Regions from separate parts of the Mus musculus genome. Here region 2 is linked to region 1. Evidence: chromatin contacts called from ENCODE Hi-C or POLR2A ChIA-PET data. All regions are on one chromosome and are shown on one strand. The core of a region is the stretch at or near the end of the contact, and the rest is flanking DNA. Distances in the headings are between cores, read along the strand shown.

Region 1 (4,129 bases), core at 1,152-3,651:
CCACTTATGCTTCAGAATCTTAACATAGAAAGATGTCTTTCACAAGAGACCTTCCTTATTTTGTATCTTTTAAATATTTCCTCCTCAGAGTCTGTCTTTCATCACTCAAACTAACCTACTTTGAGTGAGGTACCTCCCCACACCAGTATTCCACTAGCTCCAGGGCAGGCGGTCAAAGCCCCATCACTACCTGAATTTCCCTTTCTTGCCTTTCTTTTTCCCCAAAGAGATGAAGCTCTGGGAGTACAGGTACATTCTTCATTTTAGTCACCATTTTCCTGTCTCAAGTTCACCCAGCTAGCCTTTGAAAAACCTTGTATGGTACAGCTTATTACGCAAAATAGATTTTGGGGGAATGAGCAGGGTCTTAATATGTAGCCCAGGAAGGTCTTAAAATTTTCAGTCCTCCTAAGAACAAGTGTGTATCACTGTGCCAGGCTTAGCAAAGTAGATTTGATTATGATCTTGGAGAATAAACCTAGGCAATCTTACTCATTAAATAAGAACAAGTGTACTACCAATAATCCTGAAATCTCTTTAGCAGATTCCGGCAGACTTACTTATTTTTATTATCATGTACTATCTATAAGCAATGGGTTTCATTTTGATATATCCATAAATGCAAATAATGTACCAAGATCATACTCATCCAACATTTTTATTCAAAAAGTGTCACATGTTGGCTAAAGAGATGGCTCAGTGGTTAAGAGCACTTACTGCTCTTCTAAAGGACCCAAGTCCAGTTCCCAGCATCCACAATGGGCAGCTTTCAAGGGCTGTAACTTTAGGGTCAGAGGATCCAACATTCTTTTCTGGCCACTGAGTTCCCCCTCCCCACATATGAAACACACACACACACACTCACACTCACACACACACACACACTCACACACACACGCCTAAAACAGCACTCAGTAAAACAGTAGACCTTGCATTCTAGTGGAAAGTGAGAGAAAGGCACACAGAGCCACCCAGTGCTGAGTGCCATGGGAAGAAACAGTATGGGTTCCAGATTACAGGACACTCCAACTTGAAACACAGTGGTCAGGAAAGCCCCTCTGAAAACCTGGTGTCTGAGCAAAGATTTGAAAGAGCAAACAGCTGACCATGTGGGCATTTAAAAGAACATTCCAGCAAAAGCACCAAGGAAAGAAAGAACATTATAAGTCGGTGTCTTGAGCCAAGTGACATGCCAGAAAACTGGTAGATGAACAAGGTAAGGAGGGGATTATTACAGAGAATTTGATTTTTAAAAAAACGCACAATAGAAAGCCAACATAATGTTTTCAGCAGAGTATACCATGTGACTTAATATTTCCATGATTCCCCTGGCTACTGGATTAATAACCAATCCTTGGTTCAAAGACAAAAACCAGGAATACTAAATTAAGCTCTACCTGCAGTGATGTCAGATGACATAAAAACAGTTTTAACAAGAAGGTAAAAAAAAAGATCATAGTTACACAGATCTCTTCTCTTCTCTCTTTCAACAGGACTTTGCCATAATAAATAGCCTACACTGGCTTGGAGCCATGGATCTTCTGGATACAAAAAAGTTTGCCTTCCCCATTTGCAAAGTAACAGCTTCTTTCAGTCAGGTACCATGGTTAATGGAAATTTCACACGCAAAACATCCAAGATAACATCCAACGAGTGTTAATTACAATTATAAATGCAGAGAAAGAAAAAAGTTCTACCAGGTAGTAAAGCGAGCTATCATTCATTTCCATTGCCTCCCCTCTCATTCATTCGTCCACTCTGCAAACTTTCCTGAATGTTTCTTTTATGCTAAACCCCTGAAGATTTAGGATGCGGAAGCTTGGGTCTTGATTTTGAGGCCAAGGTTTTAAATGATTCAATGCCACTGAAGGGCTGAAAACAGGCGTCTACTAGGGAAACACGTATGAACCACACAGAGAACACCAGGCACCTTCACAGAAGCCTATTTTAACTTCAGGCTCACTGTCTTTCCGTTCCCTCAGAGGCGACATCATCCGTAGGAAGAGGGGCGGAGGGCCAAAGGCGGGATGACTCCCCACTTACCGCCTGCAGCAATGCCCCTGGAGTCGCCTGCTGCGGCCCCGCTCCGGGGCCGGCTCCTGCCGCTCCCAACAGCAACTCATGTCGCGGCCGCTTGACGGGAACCAGGGGTAGCTCCGGGCCCTTACGCTTCTGCTGCTCGATCATGGCGGCAGCCACTCTCCTCGGCGCCGCCACTAACCGCGCCGCCGACCGGAGGCGCCGCGCAATTGGTTCCAACTGAGTTCTTCCTCCAGAACTTCCGGAGAGGAGCAACCAATTGGCTTCTAACATTTCCTTCTGGAAAGCCCTCTGAATACACTCTTGTGATTGGTCCCATTCTGATGACGTCACGAGAAGGCGACTCTGGGATTGGGTCGCGGAGCTGGCGTTCTCCCCCGCCCCCTCGGGCGCGCAGTGCATCGTGGGTGAGAACGAGCGGAGCAGGTTTGGCGTTCCTAGCTATGAAGCGGCTGTCCTGCTAGGCGCGGACGCGGAGTGAGTGTGTGGGGAATCAGGCGGGTGGCTGTTCCAATCTGGAAGGTGCGAGGTGGTGATAGGCCTGAGCCTGCCCTTTTCAGCTATCAGCCTTAGCAGCATGGGGTGGCAGGAGGTGTCGCCGGAAAGAGAAGTCCCTTGGTAGGCTGGAGCGGAGCTTTGGCATCTCTGGCTCCAGGACTCGAACCCTCAGACGGCTATCCCTTGACAGCTGCTCTGCAGGATGCCAATTCTGCGTCTAGCTCTGTGCTGGCCCGAGTCCTGGCCTCCAGGCTTCAGTGCCGGACTTGGCTGAGGCGGCGGACTTAGTTGTCACTGATTTAGCCGTCTTTTTAAAAGGGCTTTAATTTATGTCCCCGAGACAGCCAGTGATGAGGAAAGTATCAGATGGTTCTTCCGAAGCACAGTTTAGTTGAGAAATCGAACAATCATGCTTGCGTGCCAGGTCTTCTCGAAAGTGGTCCAAATGATATTTATTGTGCAGTGCGTTTGGGGGTCATTCTGAAGAAATATGGTCCTCTACCCCAGAGTGTGGGAAACGTGTTAAACAAATTTGATGTTAAACAAAAACCATTTGATCGGAAGACTACCTAAACAAGCGATGCCTCTTGCTGTGAGTTACTAATATAAACTTGAAGGCTTTTTAAAGGAAAAGACATCTGAGCGGTTCCTATCTGATGGGACGGTTCTAATTAGGGGAAGAGAGGAAGGGAGAACGTTCTGCACAGAACAGCAGGTTCTATCAGTCGGAAAGATGAGGGAGACACAAAGAGCCGGTGTGGGGGGAGAGAGAGAGCGAGAGCGAGAGCGCTAGCTTAAAGTGAATATGGTATGGGATGAACCTGGAAGTCATGAAGATTTGCAGGAAGTTGAAGCTTTTACTTTAAAATTAATAGGAAGCCAGCGATAGTTTTCTCTCTCCTCCAGAATGTGGTGCAAAAGAGGACTTGATCCCTCAGGCTTAATGGTGTGATGAGATTGGAGAAAGATAAGAGGTTTACTGGGAGTAAATAGACCATTTCGGGAGCATGAACAGTAGTTCTGATCAGCAATGCCAGTGAGAACCAAGCTGGAGCTGTGACTGAAGACAGGTTTAACAGTATCTTGAGATAGCAGGGGAGTAAATTGGACAGAATAGATTGGATGATGCTCTTAGTCCCAACACTGGAGGCTGAGACAGGAGGTCTCAAAACCAAAAGCAACAAAACCAAAGCTAGCCTGGGCAACATTGGGATTTTCAACCCATACCAGGCTGCTAGCGTGACACATTGTTTCATCTTCTTTTTTTTTTTCCCCTAAGACAGGGTCTCAATATGTAGCTGGAGCTCCTGAAACTCACTCTATAGACCAGGCTGGCCTTGAACTCAGATCCACCTGTTTCTGCCTCCCCGGTGCATGTATGTATTTGTCCCTTAGGAATGCCCAGTGCTAGCATGTGAACTACGATTGAGTGCTAGAAACTCTAACCCCAAGTCCTTTGTAAGCGTGTCTTAGTTAGGGTTTTATTGCTGTGAACAGACACCATGTCCAAGGCAACTCTTATAAAGCCACCATTTAGTTGGGGCTGGCTTACAGGCTTAGAGGTTTGGTACATTAGTATCAGGGCAGGCAT
Region 2 (4,129 bases), core at 799-3,298, 550 kb before region 1:
CCAGCTCCTCATCCACACTCCCCCTCCCACACTACAGTATCCCCACCTGTGACACTCACTCCAGGAAGCCTTCCCTGATCGCTTGACCCACAGTGTCCTGATCTTTATGGAAACGGGACATCACTCATGCACCCACAGCTGAGGTGCTTAGACCGCATGAATAAAAAGAAAACCCAATGGTTGCACGATGCAGCCTGCCAGGTTTATTTACTTTTTAATATGTTTATGCTCTTCTGAGATGCCAGCCAATCAGACAGGAAACATTTCTCTGCAAGACAGGAGCAGAGCCACCAGAGCAGATGGAGCAAGGGTTCCAGCGACCGCAAGCCCCTCCACCCCACTGAAGCCACTTAGTGACCCACCCCCACCTCCAGCATACTGCAAACGTCTAAGTTCAAAGATCCCATCCACAGCCCCTGGTCTCCACTTTAGATAGGGAAGCAAGCCCCAAGCCGGGTTTTCCCAGGAGCTCAAACAGCTGGCTCTGGCAGAGCTGGCATAAGGACCCTTGTCACGTCCTTCCCAGAATGGTGTGCTATCTCAGCAATGACAATCTGAAAGAATTGATGCCGAGACAGAGTGCCACCGCCCCTCTCAGCTCCTGTGCTGGCTGAGGCTGTACAGGACAGACTCTGAGTCTCCCCATCCCCCATGCCAGGCCCTAGAACAGTGGTTCTCAACCTATGGGTTGAGACCTTTTTGACAACTCTTTATCTAAAAATATATTTACATTATGATTCATAACAGTAGTAAAATTATGGTTATGAAGTAGCAATGAAAATAATGTTACGGTTGGGGAGGGTGGGGTCACCACAACGTGAGGGACCGTATTTAAGAGTCGCAACATTAGGAAGGTTGAGAACCCCTGCTTTCGGTGGACAGGTGGGTCAAGACACACTCATGGAAAGGCAGGGGACCATGTTGCACATGTCCCTCATGCTTTATAGATATCAACTTCACCCACACAGCCACCCAACACACAGCTCTTATCATCCTCATCTTCTGTTTTGATCTAAAGAAACAGGCTCAGAGAGGTTCAACAAGTCATGTGAGACTGCACAGCAAAGGCTGGGAATGGGGGAGGGGGGCAGGGAGGTGCACACAAGAGCTTCAGGACAGAACTGGTTTGTACCACTGCCTGGTGCCACACGGCCTGTGGCCGGAAGCAGATGTCACCAGGCTCTGCGCAGCAGCCTACGGATTTAGGTTGATTTTGAGGAAGCTCTTCCAGGCCCAGGAGAGCTGTTAGCCACAGGTTCTGTCTGAGTCACTGAAGCCAAGAAATGTTTGGGCCTCAGAGAGCTAAGTGTGGCCAGGGGCAGGGGGTGAGGGGTAAATCCCAGCAGAAGAGAACAGAGACTCCAACTTTAGGCCACTCCAAAGGGAGAGCCTTATCCCTGGTCACTAAGACTGGACCTGGGGTCACACTGTGACAATGACAGCCACTGTGACATGCTGGCTGCCCCCCACCACCCCCAAGCAGTTCCCCAGCCACAAAGCTTAAGCCATCCTTGAAGGGAGAAGGTGGCAGCTTGACTGAGCTGTGAGCTGAGAGGAAGCAGTCGCTGGTTCCCAGTAGAAGTCCAAAGGTAAACCCAGACCCCAGACTAGGAAAGGGCCCAGAAAGCCCTACACCCGGGCCTGTGTGGAGCTTGGCATCCTGGAACAATCCCAACCTGCACTCCTCCCCGTTGCCAGCCTGCCTTTCTCTTTGCACAGCCACAACCAAAAGGGCACTATTCTGTTCAACTCCACAGGGAACTACTAAGGCCCAGAGTAGCACAGGGCTTGTCCAGGGTCCCACAGACAAGTAATAGGTAGCAATCCCCCAGTTGGAAGGTCTCAGTGTGTCCTCACGCACACACACACACACACACACACACACACACACACACACACACCAAACACCCCAGACTCCCCAATACTCACTATGTGGTAAATGGCCAGGGCTATGGTGGCGACTCGGATGTTGAAACAACAGCATGTCTGTCTGACCGGCGCTGCACGGGAGGCCATGGTGCGCAGTCCCCTCTTCGGAGGCTCTGAGTAAGGAGTCTTGGGCCCACAGCAGAACAAAAAAGAGGAAGCCACAGGCTGCCTGCCTCACTTCCGCCTTGCCCTCAGACGGTAGGGGCCAGGTCTGTAAGTCTGGGTTGTAGCAGCTGCAGGGGAGGGAAGGGGGGGGGGGGTCACAGGGAGCCCGACTGAGGCATCTACCACTCCCAGGGGCTCCAATGCTTCACCAGGGCTGGGCTCCGCATTTATATGCACTCTGCTTCCTGGATGCTGAACACCGCCCTAGAAGCCCTTTTCTAGAAAAAGAATCCGATATGGAAATCTGTCCCTAATCAAACAGTAGTTCTAATGGAAGGATTCAAACTCAAATGTGTCTGGTTGTAAAAACAGTAGCTGTCAGTAAACTGCTCCTTCGAGATCCTGTGAAGCTTAGCTCCTTACCTGGGCTGTTCCAGGGAGGGACTGTTGGTTTGGTTTGGTTTGGTTTGGTTTGGTTTGGTCTGGTCTGATTTGGTTTGGTTTGCGGGGGGAGGGGGGGGGCAGGGTTTCTTTGTAGAGCCCTGGCTGTCCTGGAACTCACTCTGTAGAGCAGGCTGGCCTCAAACTTATAGAGATCTGCCTGCTTCTCCCTACCAAGTGTTGGGATTAAAGGCGAATACTGTCACTTCCCAGGAGGAGGTGCTATTCTTATCCCCATTGCACAGATGAAAAAACTGAGGCACAGGATGAAGCCATTTCTCCCTTGCAGTCACCAAGATAGTCTAAAAAGGAGTGGGAACTGGAACGGAGGCCAACTGCCTCTAGAGTAGTAATTCTCAACCTGTGGATCATAACCTGTCCAGGGGTCGGCCGACCCTTTCATGGGAGTCACATATCAGATATTCTGGATATCAGATATTTACATTACAACTCATAGCAGAAGTAAAATTACAGTTATGAGGTAGCAACAAAACATAATTTTATGGGTGGGGATCACCACAGCATGAGGAACTAACTGTGTTAAAGGACCACAGCACCAGGAAGGTTGAGAACCGCTGCCCTAGAGGCCCTCCCTGAAGCTGGGCTTCTCACACATCTCCATCTCCTCCTCACTCTGGGCTCTGAAGAATTGTCACATGGGAAGCCATAGGCATGAGTGTGTACCAGGCCCCTGTAATAGGCTCTTTCTCTTGTGGTCTGTAACCCCTGGAGGAGATCTGGGAGACCCCTGGCCGAACCCGCTTTGCAGGGTCCCTCGAGACAGAAACCTGGGATTGTGCGTTCTTCCCCACTCTCTAAGAAACGTTGGAATTAGTAAGTTTGAGACTCTTCCCTGACTTAAGACTCTTCCCTGATGTCTCAGGGGATAAATGACCCACGCTGCAATAAAGGAAGGGACAAGAAGCCCTTGCTCAGACCTGTGGGAAGCCCCAAGCAGGTGTCCTGTGACACTGTGGAGTTTGGATTGGACACCACAGCATTTTTTGCCCCAGGAGAGATTAGAAACGGCCCCCAGCATACTCATCTTGAAAAGAGTTGTCCTGTCAGGGCAACAAAATCAGGCAGGTTGAGCACTGGGGGGATAGCTTAATCGATAGAGTATTTGCCAAGCAAGCTTGAGGACCTGAGGTCCTGAGTTCAGGTTCCCAGCACACGTGTGCTGGCTTGGTAAGGTGGCCCATCTGCAATCCGGTAGGTGAACTCCGGGTTGAGTGAGAGAACCTGTCTCCAAAACTAATATGGAGAGCCATTGAGAAAGACACTCAGAGTCAACACCTGGCTTACACACACACACACACACACACACACACACACACACACACACAAGCTCCTGGCAGACCTGGTCATCCCTTCAATACTTCATTTGAAAGTCACTTTCTTCTTCAAAAGTCTTGCTGAGCCCTGACATAAAAGGACTCGTAGCCTGGGTTCGAATCCTGACAACTTCCAGCTGGGTAAGGAGAGCAGCAGAGGGACCAGGGTGGATGCCCTGGAGTAGAACTGAGCACTTCTGGGAAACCCCAAGGCCCCTGGGATCTGATGGCTGGAAAGGTGATGGACAGACACAAATCATGACAGACAGCCTGCGGTAATACTACCGTGGTCTGGAGAGCCAGGTGCAGAGCCGGTTCCG

The links. Hi-C counts contacts between places; a loop is a spot of excess contacts on that map. ChIA-PET counts read pairs that join two places held with the same protein, here RNA polymerase II (POLR2A).
Region 2: a loop to region 1 is called in a map of T-helper 17 cell, with 2.3 times the contacts of the local background. The contact joins the promoter of Laptm5 here to the promoter of Zcchc17 in region 1. A Hi-C loop is called at or near these places in 1 of 37 maps with a recorded cell type or tissue (T-helper 17 cell). POLR2A ChIA-PET finds 5 or more read pairs at or near these places in 1 of 5 experiments (embryonic stem cell).

What each region holds. Positions count from the first base shown.
Region 1 is chr4:130,358,264-130,362,392 of GRCm38, reverse strand. It overlaps Zcchc17 (zinc finger, CCHC domain containing 17), which reads left to right and starts at 2,401. Exons shown (of 8, transcript NM_153160.5): 1 at 2,401-2,517. It overlaps Snrnp40 (small nuclear ribonucleoprotein 40 (U5)), which reads right to left and starts at 2,261. Exons shown (of 10, transcript NM_025645.2): 1 at 2,044-2,261. The coding sequence starts at 2,187.
Region 2 is chr4:130,911,235-130,915,363 of GRCm38, reverse strand. Laptm5 (lysosomal-associated protein transmembrane 5) reads right to left here and starts at 2,048. Exons shown (of 8, transcript NM_010686.4): 1 at 1,930-2,048. The coding sequence starts at 2,016. It overlaps Gm38599 (a long non-coding RNA gene), which reads left to right and starts at 1,472. Exons shown (of 5, transcript XR_001784452.2): 1 at 1,472-1,589.